2 separate regions of the Homo sapiens genome follow, and region 2 is linked to region 1. Evidence: read pairs that join two places in POLR2A ChIA-PET (ENCODE). Cell type or tissue: Panc1. All regions are shown on one strand. Each heading gives the region's core, and the rest is flanking DNA. Links, peaks and the distances in the headings are about the cores only. Region 1 overlaps SLC38A4-AS1 (SLC38A4 antisense RNA 1). Region 2 overlaps SLC38A4-AS1 (SLC38A4 antisense RNA 1).

Evidence for each region. ChIA-PET counts read pairs that join two places held together with the same protein. Peaks named below come from ENCODE experiments on the same cell type or tissue, not always from the same donor. Only the 100,000 strongest peaks of a DNase experiment are listed, where the experiment ranks them.
Region 2: POLR2A ChIA-PET joins it to region 1 with 5 read pairs; 2 of 35 experiments call an interaction of 5 or more read pairs at or near these places.

What each region holds. Positions count from the first base shown.
Region 1 is chr12:46,628,626-46,633,022 of GRCh38, forward strand. The region is part of intron 3 of SLC38A4-AS1 (SLC38A4 antisense RNA 1); the gene reads left to right. Among named protein-coding and RNA genes, the nearest start is that of SLC38A4, 200 kb to the right of the region's middle. In Panc1, for the core only: no CTCF peak of the experiment used is centred there; no DNase peak of the experiment used is centred there; H3K27ac peaks cover 328 bases.
Region 2 is chr12:46,424,639-46,429,035 of GRCh38, forward strand. All of the region lies in intron 2 of SLC38A4-AS1 (SLC38A4 antisense RNA 1), which reads left to right. Among named protein-coding and RNA genes, the nearest start is that of SLC38A4-AS1, 43 kb to the left of the region's middle. In Panc1, for the core only: no CTCF peak of the experiment used is centred there; no DNase peak of the experiment used is centred there; H3K27ac peaks cover 2,170 bases.

The DNA of each region.
Region 1 (4,397 bases), core at 164-4,163:
ATCAGGAGGTCTCAACCACTATCTAGGTTGCCTTTCTTGTGCAGAGTTCATGAATAGAGTTCAGGAGGCAGTTTACTTGGGTTCAAAACCCTGTTCTGACCCTTAGGGGTGGTGAAATTATTGAAGGATCACTTAATCTTTCTTTGTTTCAGTCCCCTCATCTGTATAATGGGGAGAATACAAATATAGTACAACCTCATGATGTGTGTGTGTGTGTGTGAAGATTAAGTGGATAAATATTTATAAAGTTCTAATAATTGTGCTTGGCAAATAGCAACCACTGTGTAAATGTTGGCAGTGATGATGATGATGCTGGTGGTGATGGTGATGATGATAATGATGTAGGCAACTTTGTCCCACAGCAGGTCCTAATGGAGGGAACTCAGCGGGATGTCCATTCCTGGAAACTGTGAGAACTGATCAGTTACTCTGGATAGGAAAGAGATAGGAATTCTCAAATTCTCACTATGACCTTCACAGTCTATTGGCAGTGAGGTCTTCAGTGAGTTTCCAGATCTAGGTCCACCCATATCTAGAAGCAAGTTGAGCTTTCTCAAAAGGCAATACAAATGATTACTGACTATCTCCTGTTGCAGGGTTCTCAAACATTGGAATGCATCAAAAACATCTGAAGAGTTTGTTTAAACATAGATTTCTGCATTCCAACTCCAGAATTTGTGATTCAATAGATCCAGAGTAGGATCCAAGAATTTGCTCTTCTAACACATTTGAGGGTGATGCTGATGCTGCTGGTCCTGTCTGGGGTCCACACTTGGAGAACTCCTGCCCTGTTATGTGCTCTACTACCTTGCATTAAAGAAAATGAATAAGACTCAGTGTTCCTGGCTTCCTGCTTCCTCCCAAACTGTCTGCTGAGCAACCCCTGATTTCCTCACTGTTTCAGAAGCACTGGCTCTGTAGGCTCCCAGGATGTGTGTGCTGCATGGATCTCTTCTCATCTGTATAACCTCATCCGTGTAACTAAGAGATTGAACCAAATCCCCAGGCCCACTGAATAAGAAATCAGAGTTAAGGCCCCCATGGGAGAGGTGGGTACCTCAGAAGCCAATCTCGTGTGATCCTGCCTTTCATTTCTCTATTGCCCCACTGGAATCATTTGTTGTTGAAGTGTCTATGGCTCTGTGTTTGTGAAGAAAACAGGCAACTCTCTCTGACATTTTCAGCTGTGATTTTGATTTTCCATTCCATAGTTAACTAGTTTAAAGGAGCACAAACCAAAGGTTGTCACCATCGCTAATCTTTGCAATGATTAACTAATTAACATAGTGATTGCAAAATGAACTATTTTCACAACTCAGTGATTCTGATAACTGTGGTTAGCTTGGGTATCATGTGTGTGTGTACATATGTGTGTGTGTGTGTGTGTGAGAGAGAGAGAGCGAGAGAGAGAGATTCTCTAACTCTGATTTCCAGGATTGGCTCCTGTCACTTGGCACCCTTGCTGACTGCACCTGTTTGCAACATTGGGCTACAGGAGGAGTCCTGGAATGGAAGCCTGATGAAAATGACTGGGTAATTCTTAGGATGAAATAGAAGAAGAAATGTAAGACATTTGGAGTTGGCAAGCAGGCACCCTACCAGTTTTGAGATGGGGCAGGTAGGATTTCAATGGCATGTTACATAACCATCCTCTAAAGGGACAGAATGTACATTTCAGTGGCAGAAAAAGAAAAGCACTCTGTTCTACTATGGTTAATTGTTATTAATAATTTAAATGTTGCTTTATCATATTACATATTTCTGCTTACATCCAATGACTTACATAAAAAAATCCTTAGATCCTAGATTTTTGGACTAAGTAATCTTTTTTTAAAAAAAAAAAAAAAAAGCATAAAAGCTCTAATTGAATCCTAGCAAATTTTTGTATTGGGATTTATTACACTGTCTCTTTTTGAAGCTTTCAAATATATTAGGATAATAAAAATAAATATTAATCTTAGCAACATACTGGTGATGGTGGCAGACCATCTGTATTTAGTAGTGGCAAATACCGAGTTCCTACTAGGTCAAGGTATAGCACTAGGTCCTGGGGTGGTTAAAAAAATGTTCTTGCCTTTTTACCAGTTAATAAAGAGATTAAACAATTACACATTTGTAATGCAAATTGAATATTTAAAATATCCAATAGATACATAATGCTATGGAGGTTGAGCAAAGGCAGTGCTTTTATCTGATTGTGAGGATTTGGAGGAATCCTAGGGAAGGGTGTGGAGTACAGAGTTTTGACAGGAGTGACTGGAGGAGGGGCCATCTATTCTGGAGTAAAGAAAGGTGATATTTTGGCTCTGTGCAGAGTCACTGAAGGACAATTATGATGAAGCTGGTTCTTGAAATACTTCTTGTTCCCACCAGAGGCTGTCTAGTGACTCCCACAGATGTCTTGTCTTGGAAGATGTGTTATACCAGGCCGGGCATGGTGGCTCATGCCTGTAATCCCAGCACTTTGGGAGGCCGAGGTGGGTGGATCACCTGAGGTCAGGAGTTCGAGACCAGCCTGACCAACATGGAGAAACCCCGTCTCTACTAAAAATACAAAAATTTAGCCAAGTGTGGTGGTGCATGCCTGTAATCCCAGCTACTTGGGAGGCTGAGGCAGGAGAATCGCTTGAACCGAGAGGTGGAGGTTGCAGTGAGCTGAGATTGTGTCATTACACTCCAGCCTGGGCAACAAAAGTGAAACTCCATCTCAAAAAAAAAAAAAAAAAACAAAAAAAGAAGATGTGTTATACCTTAGAACTCACTCTGTGTGAAATGACTGTCACATAGTGAGAGGCTGTCACAATGGCCAGGCTTCAAGATGGGTTCATTTCCTCCATTCTCTTGTGCTCTCCTTAAATCATTCCAAGTGTCAAAATTAGTGTTTTCAGAGGAATTGACATGTCAACTGGTAGCTTATTGAAACTGGTTGTCATTACAATAAACGTTGCTAGCATTACAATAAGCCTAGAAATACTGGGCTTCTGCCATCTCTCAGAATGAGAGTCAGGTAGGTGTGAAAGTGATTAAGAAAGCTTTGTATTTAGGGCTGGGGAGGCATTGGCCATACAGTGCAAAGAAAGTATAAGTGAAGGGATGTGAGATATAGAGGTCATCAGGGTTGAAGCTGAAATGTTGGTGTTGCTTTTTAGAAGTGAGGTTTGTCTGTGGTAAGCATGTTTTTTATGACCAACATTTTTGCTATGTAAAGCTTAGTAAAAGCTTTTCCTACATAATATGTGAGTGAGATCACTTCAGAAGTAACTCAGGAAATTCTTTTTCCCATAAAAGTTGGGACTGAGATTGTTTCTGGCCATTCCCCACAAAGGAGTGATGTAGTTTACAGAAGAAATGGTTTAGAGGATAACTATAAATCCCCACAAAACTTGTTGTTTTCATCCATATCACCAGGAAGACACTCAGCAGCACATTTCTGCCTTGAATCAATTCCCAGTAGAGTTAGAAGACCAAACTACTGCAGGCTGAAAAGCACCTGAATGGTGGACATTGTGTCAAGAAAGGTGGTGAACCCTACTCTCGGACTGAGGTGGAGGCAAGGATAAGTGTGCATTCTTCAGAAAAGGCTCCAGGGATCATCTGGAAGAAGAGAAGTTATGGGTCATACTTTACCATCTCAGGCTTGTGGACATTGCTCATATTTATGTAACAAAGTCTTTATATCAATATTAGCTTTTCTATGTACCAATTTGTTTCTAATTTAAAACAAGCAAGTATAGAAACTTATTATTGACTAGTCTTGGCTACTAAATATGTCTTTAGGTGCTCTTCATGGAGGTAGAGTGAGTAAGAAACAACAACAACAACAACAACAACAACAAAAGATGGGGCACTACCAGACACCAGTCTTTCCCATTAACTCTTTCTGCACTTCACCTTAAGGCTTAAATGTATTCTCTAAGCTTCACTTAATTTTTTTAATGCAAACATCCAGTGTTGGTGCTTCTTTTTACTAATTTGATAGTGATGTTAGAAATTATTGTGTATCACTCTAAGATACTTTCTTAAAAGATAGACTAGTTTTAGAGTAGTTTTAGTTAGGTTGAGTGGAAGATACAGAGATTTCTCATATACTCACTGTCCCCACATATGCAGTTTCCTCTATTATCAACATCCTCTCTGCATCCATCCACAGGGTACATTTGTTACAATTGATAAATATACATTATTATCACCCAAAGCTCATAGTTTACATTAGGGTTCACTCTTGGTAGTGTACATTTTATAGGTTTGGGCAAATGTATAATGACATGTATTTGTCATTATAGTATCACAATGAGTAGTTTTACTGTCCTAAAAATCCTCTGTGCTCTGCCTTTTCATGCCTCCCTCCTCCCTAACCATTGATTATATTACTATCTCCATTGTTTTGCCTTTTATAA
Region 2 (4,397 bases), core at 131-4,130, 200 kb before region 1:
GATAGTTAGCTTTTCTTGTTGAATTGATCCCTTTACCATTATGTAATGGCCTTCTTTGTTTCTTTTGATGTTTGTTGGTTTAAAGTCTGTTTTATCAGAGGCTAATATTGCAACCCCTGCCTTTTTTTGTTTTCCATTTGCTTGGTAGATCTTCCTCCATCCTTTTATTTTGAGCCTATGTGTGTCTCTGCACGTGAGATGGGTTTCCTGAATACAGCACACTGATGGGTCTTGACTCTATCCAATTTGCCAGTCTGTGTCTTTCAATTGGGGCATTTAGCCCATTTACATTTAAAGCTAATATTGTTATGTGTGAATTTGATCCTGTCATTATGATGTTAGCTGCTTATTTTGCTCGTTAGTTGATGCAGTTTCTTCCTAGCCTCGATGGTCTTTACAATTTGGCATGATTTTGCAGTGGCTGGTACCGGTTGTTCCTTTCCATGTTTAGTGCTTCCTTCAGGAGCTCTTTTAGGGCAGGCCTGGTTGACAAAATCTCTCAGCATTTGCTTGTCTGTAAAGTATTTTATTTCTCCTTCACTTATGAAGCTTAGTTTGGTTGGATATGAAATTCTGGGTTGAAAATTCTTTTCTTTAAGAATGTTGAATATTGGCCCCCACTCTCTTCTGGCTTGTAGAGTTTCTGCCGAGAGATCCGCTGTTAGTCTGATGGGCTTCCCTTTGTGGGTAACCCGAGCTTTCTCTCTGGCTGCCCTTAACATTTTTTCCTTCATTTCAACTTTGGTGAATCTGACAATTATGTGTCTTGGAGTTGCTCTTCTCGAGGAGTATCTTTGTGGCGTTCTCTGTATTTCCTGAATCTGAATGTTGGCCTGCCTTGCTAGATTGGGGAAGTTCTCATGGATATTATCCTGCAGAGTGTTTTCCAACTTGGTTCCATTCTCCCCATCACTTTCAGGTACACCAATCAGACGTAGATTTGGTCTTTTCACATAGTCCCATATTTCTTGGAGGCTTTGTTCATTTCTTTTTATTCTTTTTTCTCTAAACTTCTCTTCTCACTTCATTTCATTCATTTCATCTTCCATCACTGATACCCTTTCTTCCAGTTGATCGCATCGGCTCCTGAGGCCTCTGCATTCTTCCCGTTGTTCTTGAGCCTTGGCTTTCAGCTCCATTAGCTCCTTTAAGCACTTCTCTGTATTGGATATTCTAGTTATACATTCATCTAAATTTTTTTCAAAGTTTTCAACTGCTTTGCCTTTGGTTTGAATTTCCTCCTGAAGCTCTGAGTAGTTTGATCGTCTGAAGCCTTCTTCTCTCAACTCGTCAAAGTCATTCTCCGTCCAGCTTTGTTCCATTGCTGGTGAGGAGCTGGGTTCCTTTGGAGGAGGAGTGGCACTCTGCTTTTTAGAGTTTCCAGTTTTTCTGCTCTGCTTTTTCCCCATCTTTGTGGTTTGATCTACTTCTGGTTTTTGATGATGGTGACTTACAGATGGGTTTTTGGTGTGGATGTCCTTTCTGTTTGTTAGTTTTCCTTCTAACAGACAGGACCCTCAGCTGCAGGTCTATTGGAGTTTGCTAGAAGTCCACTCCAGACCCTGTTTGCCTGGGTACCAGCAGCGGTGGATGCAGAACAGTGGATTTTCATGAACCGCGAATGCTGCTGTCTGATCGTTCCTCTGGAAGTTTTGTCTCAGAGGAGTACCTGGCTGTGTGAGGTGTCAGTCTGCCCCTACTGGGGGGTGCCTCTCAGTTAGGGTGCTCGGGGGTCAGGGGTCAGGGACCCACTTGAGGAGGCAGTCTGCCCGTTCTCAGATCTCCAGCTGCGTGCTGGGAGAACCACTGCTCTCTTCAAAGCTGTCAGGCAGGGACGTTTAAGTCTTCAGAGGTTACTGCTGTCTTTTTGTCTGTCTGTGCTCTGCCCCCAGAGGTGGAGCCTACAGAGGCAGGCAGGCCTCCTTGAGCTGTGGTGGGCTCTACCCAGTTCACGCTTCCTGGCTGCTTTGTTTACCTAAGTGAGCCTGGGCAATGGCAGGTGCCCCTCCCTGAGCCTCGCTGCCACCTTGCAGTTTGATCTCAGACTGCTGTGCTAGCAATCAGCGAGACTCCGTGGGTGTAGGACCCTCCGAGCCATGTGCGGGATATAATCTCCTGGTGTGCCATTTTTTAAGCCGGTCAGAAAAGCGCAGTTATTAGGGTGGGAGTGACCCGATTTTCCAGGTGCCATCTGTCACCCCTTTCTTTGACTAGGAAAGGGAACTCCCTGACCCCTTGTGCTTCCTGAGTGAGGCAATGCCTCGCCCTGCTTTGGCTCGCACATGATGCGCTGCACCCACTGTCCTGTGCCCACTGTCTGGCACTCCCTAGTGAGATAAACCTGGTACCTCAGGTGGAAATGCAGAAATCACCTGTCTTTTGTGTGGCTCACGCTAGGAGCCATAGACCGGAGCTGTTCCTATTTGGCCATCTTGGCTCCCGGGCACATCTCTTTATGATAAAAGCCCTCAACAATCTAGGCATTGAAGGAACATACCTCAAAATAATGAGCCATCTATGACAGACTCACAGCCAACATCTTACTCAATGGGAAGATGGAAGCATTGCCCCTTAAGAACTGGAATAAAACAAGGATGTACACTCTAACTACTCCTATTCAACATAGTACTGGAAGCCCTAGCCAGAGTAATCAGACAAGACAAAGAAATAAAAGGTACCCAAATAGGAAAAAATAAGTCAAATTATCTTTCTTTGCTGACAATAAGATTCTATACCTAGAAAATCCTAAAGATTCTCCCCAAAGACTCCTAGATCTGATAAACAACCTCAGCAGTCTCAGGATACAAAATCAATGTACACATATCAGTAGCATTTCCATACCCAATGACATTCAGCTCAGAAGCAAATTAAAAATGCAATATCATTTATGGTAGCCACACACACAAAAAATAAAATATCCGGCAATATATCTAACCAAGGAGGTTAAAGATCTGTACAAGGAGAACTGCAAAACACTACTGAAAGAAATCGCAGATGACACAAACAAACGGAAAAACATTCTATGCTTATGGATTGGAGGAATCAGTATCGTTGGAATGTTTATACTGCCCAAACACATCTACAAATTCGATGCTATTCCTATCAAATTGTGAGTCACTGTTCACAGAATTAGAAATAACTGTTCCAAAATTCATATGGAACCAAAAAAGAGCCCAAATAATCAAGACAATTCTAAGCAAAAAGAATAAAGCTGGAGGAATCACATTACTTGACTTCAAGCTATACTACAAGGATGCAGTAACCTAAACAGCATGGTACTGGTACAAAAATGGACACATAGACCAATGAATAGAATAGAGAACCCAGAAATAAAGCTGCACACCTACAACTAACTAATATTTGACAAAGTCAACAATAACAATGTGGAAAGGACACTCTATTCAATAAATGGCTAGCTATACACGGAAGAATGAAACTGGACCCGTACCTCTCACCATATACAAAAATTAACCAAGATGAATTGAAGTCTTAAATGTAAGACCTCAAATTATAAAAATCCTAGAAGAAAAACTAGAAAATACTTTTCTAGACATTGATTAAGGCAAAGAATTTATGACTAAGTCCTTGAAAGCTAACATGACAAAAACAAAAATGGACAATTAGGTCCTGATTAAACTAAAGAGCTTTTGCACAGCAAAAGAAACTATCAACAGAATAAACAGACAACACACAGAATGGGAGTAAATGTTTGCAAACTATGTGTCTGACAAAGGACTAATATCCACAATCTATAAGTAATTTAAACAAATCAACAAGAAAAAACAAATAGCCCCATTAAAAAGTAGGCAGAGGACTTGAACTGACACTCCTCAAAAGACATACAAGTGGCCAACAAATAAAAAAATGTTCAGCACCACTAATCATAAGAGAGACACAGGCCAGGTGCAGTGGCCCACGCCTGTAATCCCAGCACTTTGGGAGGCCGAGGCAGATCACCTGAGGTCAGGAGTTTGAGACCAGCCTGGCCAACATGGCAAAACCCCATCTCTACTAAAAGTACAAAAATTAACCGAGTGTGGTGTGGTGGTGCATGCCTGTAGTCCAAGCTCCTCGGGAGGCTAAAGCAGGAGAATTGCTTGAACCTGGGAGTTGGAGATTGCAGTGAGCTGAGATCGTGCCATTGCACTCCAGCCTGGGTTACAGATGGAGCGAGACTCTGTCTCAAAAAAAAAAAAGAGACACACACACAAATGTAAACCATAATGAGATACTATCTCACACCAATCAGAGTGGCTATTATCAGAATTTCAGAAAACAACAGATACTGGCAAGAATGAAGATAAAAGAGAATGCTTATACACTGCTGGTGGGAATGCAAATGAATTCACCGCCTGTGGAAAGCAGTTCGAAGATTTCTCAAAGAACTAATAATAGAA